2 separate regions of the Homo sapiens genome follow, and region 2 is linked to region 1. Evidence: chromatin contacts called from ENCODE Hi-C or POLR2A ChIA-PET data. All regions are on one chromosome and are shown on one strand. Each heading gives the region's core, a stretch centred on a gene start or an enhancer-like site at or near the end of the contact. The rest is flanking DNA. Distances are from core to core; before and after follow the strand shown.

Region 1 (2,773 bases), core at 171-2,670:
GAAACGGTGTGGGAGGCTGGAAAAATCCACTCATTCAACAAACAAGTACCGTCTGCTTCTCCATCAGGGCCCATGCTGGTTGTTTGGAATACCTGGGCAGCAAAGACACGAAAGGTCCTCGCTGTCATGGGACATAGATAAATGTCGCTGAGCATGTAAGAGGGACACCACCTAGCACAGGAGGCTTTCCAGTGGGATCTTGCTGGGCAGGGATGGGTTAAGGGTAGAAGGGCCTTCTGGCCTGAGAAACAGCATGCAGAATGGTCTTCAAGCTGAGGGTACTGCCTTTGAGCAGTGGCTCTCAACTAGTGAACATGTGGCAATGTCTGGAGATATTCTTTTTGTTGTTGTTGTTTTTTTTTTTTAACACAGAGTCTCACTCTGTCACCCTGGCTGGAGTGCAGTGGCACGATCTTGGCTCACTGCAACCTCCGACTCCTGGGCTCAAGCGATCCTCTTGCCTCAGCCTCCTGAGTAGCTGGGGTTACAGGTGCCTGCCACCATGCCCGGCTAATTTTTGTATTTTTAGTAGAGACGGGGTTTCACCATGTTGGCCAGGCTGGTCTTGAACTCTTGACCTCAAGTGATCTGCCTGCCTCAGCCTCCCAAAGTGCTGGGATTACAGGTGTGAGCCACCGCGAAAATCTCTATCTGGAGATATTCTGAGCTCTCCTACGGGGTGTGTGGAGCGGGGCTGGGGATGCTACCTGCATCTAGTGAGTGGGGGCCCTAGAGTGTGTAGGACAGTCCCCGCTGCAATGAATCCATCCCAAATGGCACTAGTGCTCTGGTTGAGAAACTGCGTTTAATGACCCTCAGAAAAGCCAGTGTGGCTGGAACGCTGGGTTGGGCGGGGGTTGAGCGTGGAGAGGGGCTTTGGAGCAGCTCGGTCTCCCACTAAAACCCTAGGCCCCACAAGGAGTCTGTGGATTCCAGCCTCCCAGAACAGACCTTTGCCCAGCAGGAACCAGGTTTCTGCAGCGTCTGGATGAGCGTGCACGAAGCACACGCCCGAAAATCCTGAGCACGTGGCTCTACCGAGGGACTGGAAGCGCTCCAGGCCTCGTTTTCCCGCTGGAGCGATTACACCCTGGGGGCGGGGCCCGCTTCACGGGAGGGATTTTTGTACAACCGTGGTGCATGGAAGGATTTTTTTGCAGATGAGAGGGAATCGGGATTAATAAGGGGAACTTGCGACCCCGCGTCTCGAGCTGGCCGTCCCTGGCCTTGGGCTCACCGGGGCCTCGGCCCCCAAGACCTGACAACTGGAGTCCGCGACCACAACTGGGAGAACTACAACTCCCAGGATGCCGCGCACCGCCTGCGCCCGAGCTCGACGAGGCCTCGCACAGCCAATGGGAGGGTCCGGGGGCGGGAACTCGGAGTACGTGCGTTGTGACGCACCGACGGCGACGTCGGGGTTTGTGTGCGCGAGAGGCCGCCGATAAAGGTTGGGTGCCTCGCGCCGGGGGCCGTTGGGAGGGAGTGCGCCCCTGCCCCCCCTCCCCGGTCCCCACAGCTGCACCGCCGCTGCCGGGGCCCCACCTTCCCGTCGACCCCCGCGGGAAGGTCCTGGGGCTGCCACCCTCGTTCCCCCGATTGGGGCCGCAGGTGAGAGACCGGAGGGGGTGGGGGTGGGGGGAGGGACCGGAGGGCGGAGAAGTTGCAGGGGGTGGGGCGGGGGGGGGGGCGTGAAACCGGAAGGGGTACCTTAAAGGGGAGTCACTATTTCACCTCCGACATTTGCCAGCTAGGCCGGGTCCGCCCTCTTAAAGGGCAAGGGGCCACATTGAGAGGGCGGGTCAGGCTTTGCATTTTTACAGAAGCTTTCTGACTTAAAACAATGTTTTTCCCCTAAAAGGCGGTTATCTCATTAAAGGCCAGTGACCGTTTCCCAGACATTGAAGCAAAAACTCCTGAGTCCTGGTTGCTTCAAAGCGATCCCTGGTTTAGCTCAACAAAAGTGGAGATGGGGCTCCAGTGGCAGCATCCCCTTAAAGGGGAGGTCCAGCCTGCTGAACGGGTGTGGCGCGGCCTTTTAAAGGGGATGTCTTCTTGTTAAATGGGACCCCGCTCTTTCAGGGCACGGATATCTCTTTTAAGGAGATGCTGGGGCTTCTCAAAGGCACGTGCAGCTTCTTAGCATCAGTAGGTTTGTTTTTTTTTTTTTTTTTTTTTTCTGGAGACGGAGTCTTGCTCCGTTGCCCAGGCTGGAGTGCAGTGGCGCGATCTAACCTGCTTACATATTAAAGGGTACACTTATCTTTTAAAAAGGAAGTTCTTGGCTAGGCGCGGTGGCTCACGCCTGTAATCCCAGCACTTTGGGAGGCCGAGGCGGGCGGATCACTTGAGGCCAGGAGTTCAAGACCAGCCCAGGCAATATGGTGAAACCCCGTCTCTACTAAAAATACAAAAATTAGCCGGGCGCGGTGGCGTGCACCTGTAATCCCAGCTACTCGGGAGGCTGAGGCAGGAGAATCGCTTGAAGCCGGGAGGCGAAGGTTGCAGTGAGCCGAGATCGCGCCACTGCACTCCAGCCTCGGTGACAGAGTGAGACCCTGTCTCCAAAAAAAAACAAAAAAAACACACAAGTTCTTGTAGCTTGTCCGACGGGGATGCCTAGCCTTCATTCATTTAAAATTTGTTTACTGCGCACACACTCTGCCAGACATTATTGTAGGCACTGGGATGGCATACAACAGTGAACCAGACAGAAGCCCCTATTTTCCCGGCGTTGACATTCTAGCATGGGGAGGCAGAATAAAACAGAAAG
Region 2 (2,922 bases), core at 5-2,504, 3.0 Mb after region 1:
GCACCTCATCCCCAAAAACAACCTGAGGAGGCCGTTGGAAAGCTCCGAGTTGACAAGTCTCATCCACGCACATGCTCGGTGCTTCCAATCGGTGATCAAGACCACTGCTCTTCATCCAGAGCAGGCAGCAGGGATTCCCAGGTATCCAAAGAAACCAAAACAGGCGGTGTAATTTAGGACTGACTAAGTAATGGCTCGGCCACTTTTAAGTGTGGAAGCAAAACTGACCCCACAGATTTAGAAAACTGTAACACTGCTTATTGGGAGAAACTAGTGTCACCCTGGCTAGTTCTGCTCCCCAAATTCAAAGGTAAATAAACGGTTGAGCATGTCCGATCAGCCTGGAGGGAAACCTCCACCCCCGACTTTGTAGGACTGACATCTGAAGACGTCAGAGACTGCGGTCACAACCGTCGGTACCTCCTTAGGGCGCTTAACAGAGGTCAAAGATGGCCCTCGCACCCTCCTGGCGGGAGAAAGCCCAGGCTCAGGGTGGTCTTCTACACCACCGCCTCTCCCGGGTCCACTTGGAAGCGAGTCCCAGCGAACTACTCGACCTAGGAAACCACTGGGCCGCCACTTCCAGCCTCTTCGGAAGTCGAGGCAACGCTCCTGAACGTTGCCACGGGAACAGCTGGAGGCGGGCGGATATGCCCTAGCGTTATCTAGGGGCTGGCCCGGGGAATGGCGTGGGGGCGGCGGGGCCAAGCAAGCGCCACCTCTGATTGGGCAAAACCCCCTCCCCTCACCTGCCAATAGAAACCGGCCCACTGTACAGACGCGCAAGTTTATAACCCGGGAAGAGCTGCTCTCAGAGCGGAGGGAGACCATATAACCCTGGGACTCTGCCGTACCTCCTAGAGGAACAGAGCGCCTCTCAGGCGTCAGAGGCTGCTGCAAATGCGGGTCAGCGGGTCACGGTCGCGCCTGTCTTGCTGATGCTCATGGGAAATGTAGTTCAAAGGGCATGGGCGGTGCCTTCGGTGCAGGCGAGAGATTGGTCAGCGCGGCGTCGCCGGGGCAACACCCGGCTGAGGCGCCCCGCGTTGTGCGGCGCCACATCCGGGAAGCGGCCTCCAAGCAACCGCTCCGGGTTGAGGTGAGCGCAGGCTGCCAGAGTGGGCGCAGCCTTTCCACCCCGTGGGAGGGCTTGGGGTCGCCCTCTGGGGCCTGAACGGCTCCTGCTGTCGGCGCCCTGGAGGGCCCGCCCACTTCCCGACAGGCCGCGCGCGTCACCTCAGCCTTCGCTCAGGCCTTTCCTACCCTCAACGCCGTTCCGGGGGGCCGGGCCTGGCAAGTCCTCTTGGAACGCCTCCCTCTTGCCTTCCCCTTTTGGGGACAGATCCCGAAGTTCGAGCATCCCTCGGATAGGCCGGGTGTCAGGCCTGGTCTCTCAGGCCCGTCCAGGTGGGCGTCTTTCACTGCAGACCTTCAGGGCCGGGATGCTGTGGCCATCCCTCGACTCCGCGCAACGTGGAGCTTTGGCCCCGTTTTTCTTGGCCTTTGCTTTTCGTTTTCACATGCACGGGCCCCGGCAGTGTGAGTCGCCCACGGCTCGCTGTGGTCAGCGAGCACGATGTCCACGTGCCCCCTCCCCAGAGCCATTCCTAAAGGAGGTCCCACCCAGTCAACCTCCCCGAGATTGTGGAGGGCGACTCGTCCCCGTACATTACAGCCTGGCCCCACCTTCTACCCGCCCACCCTGGTCCACTCTCCTCGCACCTCGGCTAGACACTGTGGCTCCTCAGCCTGGCGCTGGAACTCTGTGATGACTGTCTTTCTCCACCTCTTTAGCGTCATCTCCCAGCAGTCCCCTGCTGGACCCAACTGTTTGCAATTTCCAGGAAGCTCCCTGGACACCTTGCGTCCAAGCATTTGTCCCTGAGGCTTCCTCCTGCTCTCATTTGCCATCATTGTTTGGGTCCTGTGACCCTCCTCCTTCCATGAAGCTTTCTTGGCCTTATCTCTTCTGGCCTCAGAGTACACTTGGTCCTGGTCTCAGCCCCCTGGGCTGAGCCTGGTGTCTGCCTTCCCCTGGCCAGATTCTCTTGGCTGACATTCCGACCCTTCCTTTTCTGTAGGCCCATCTTGACGATTCCAAGACCACCCCCTTGAGCAAGAATGCCATCCCCTCTGGGTCCCCCATGCCTGCCCGTCATGGACCCAGAGACCACCCTTGAGGAGCCTGAGACTGCCCGCCTCCGCTTCCGAGGGTTCTGCTACCAGGAGGTGGCAGGTCCCCGAGAAGCCCTGGCCCGGCTGCGTGAGCTGTGTTGCCAGTGGCTGCAGCCTGAGGCACACTCCAAGGAGCAGATGCTGGAGATGCTGGTGCTGGAGCAGTTCCTGGGCACACTGCCTCCCGAGATCCAGGCCTGGGTGCGCGGTCAGCGGCCAGGCAGTCCTGAGGAGGCCGCTGCCCTAGTCGAAGGACTGCAGCATGACCCTGGGCAACTGTTGGGCTGGGTGAGTGTGGCTGGCATCAGCTTCTTGGAGGGATAGACCCTGGCTAGAGCCATTGTGACCTACCTCTTCTCCTCAGATCACAGCCCATGTCCTGAAGCAGGAGGTGCTCCCTGCAGCCCAGAAGACAGAGGAACCACTTGGGAGCCCCCACCCCTCAGGGACAGTGGAGTCCCCTGGGGAAGGTCCCCAGGACACCAGAATAGAGGGGTCTGTCCAGCTCAGCTGCAGTGTGAAGGAGGAGCCCAATGTCGATGGACAGGAAGTGGGTGAGGTTGGGGTCCCACCAGAGATGAGGGACTCCTGGAGGAAGTGTGGACATTCCTGGCTAGGGTGGGAGTCCCAGGAGAGGTGTGTCAAGGCTGGGACTCCTGAAGTGAATGTGGATGTCCCTGTCTGGGATGGGGACCTGGGAGGCAGGAGCCAAGGGCTGGCTACGTGCCATGTCACACAGCAGAGGAG

The links. A loop is a pair of places that touch in the nucleus more often than their neighbours do. ChIA-PET counts read pairs that join two places held with the same protein, here RNA polymerase II (POLR2A). Pooled maps may share reads with other maps.
Region 2: a pooled map shows a loop between it and region 1 (9-fold over the local background). The contact joins the promoter of ZNF446 here to the promoter of ZNF628 in region 1. A Hi-C loop is called at or near these places in 3 of 50 pooled maps. POLR2A ChIA-PET finds 5 or more read pairs at or near these places in 2 of 52 experiments (RWPE1 and T-cell).

Annotation. Positions count from the first base shown.
Region 1 is chr19:55,475,197-55,477,969 of GRCh38, forward strand. ZNF628 (zinc finger protein 628) reads left to right here and starts at 1,421. Exons shown (of 3, transcript NM_033113.3): 1 at 1,421-1,611. RefSeq lists silencers at 1,487-1,686, 1,819-2,142.
Region 2 is chr19:58,475,098-58,478,019 of GRCh38, forward strand. It overlaps ZNF446 (zinc finger protein 446), which reads left to right and starts at 1,255. Exons shown (of 7, transcript NM_017908.4): 1 at 1,255-1,407; 2 at 2,082-2,463; 3 at 2,540-2,729. The coding sequence starts at 2,122. ZNF324 (zinc finger protein 324) reads left to right here. Exons shown (of 4, transcript NM_014347.3): 4 at 1-339. RefSeq lists enhancers at 344-433, 494-553, 794-1,043, 865-1,159, 1,314-1,513.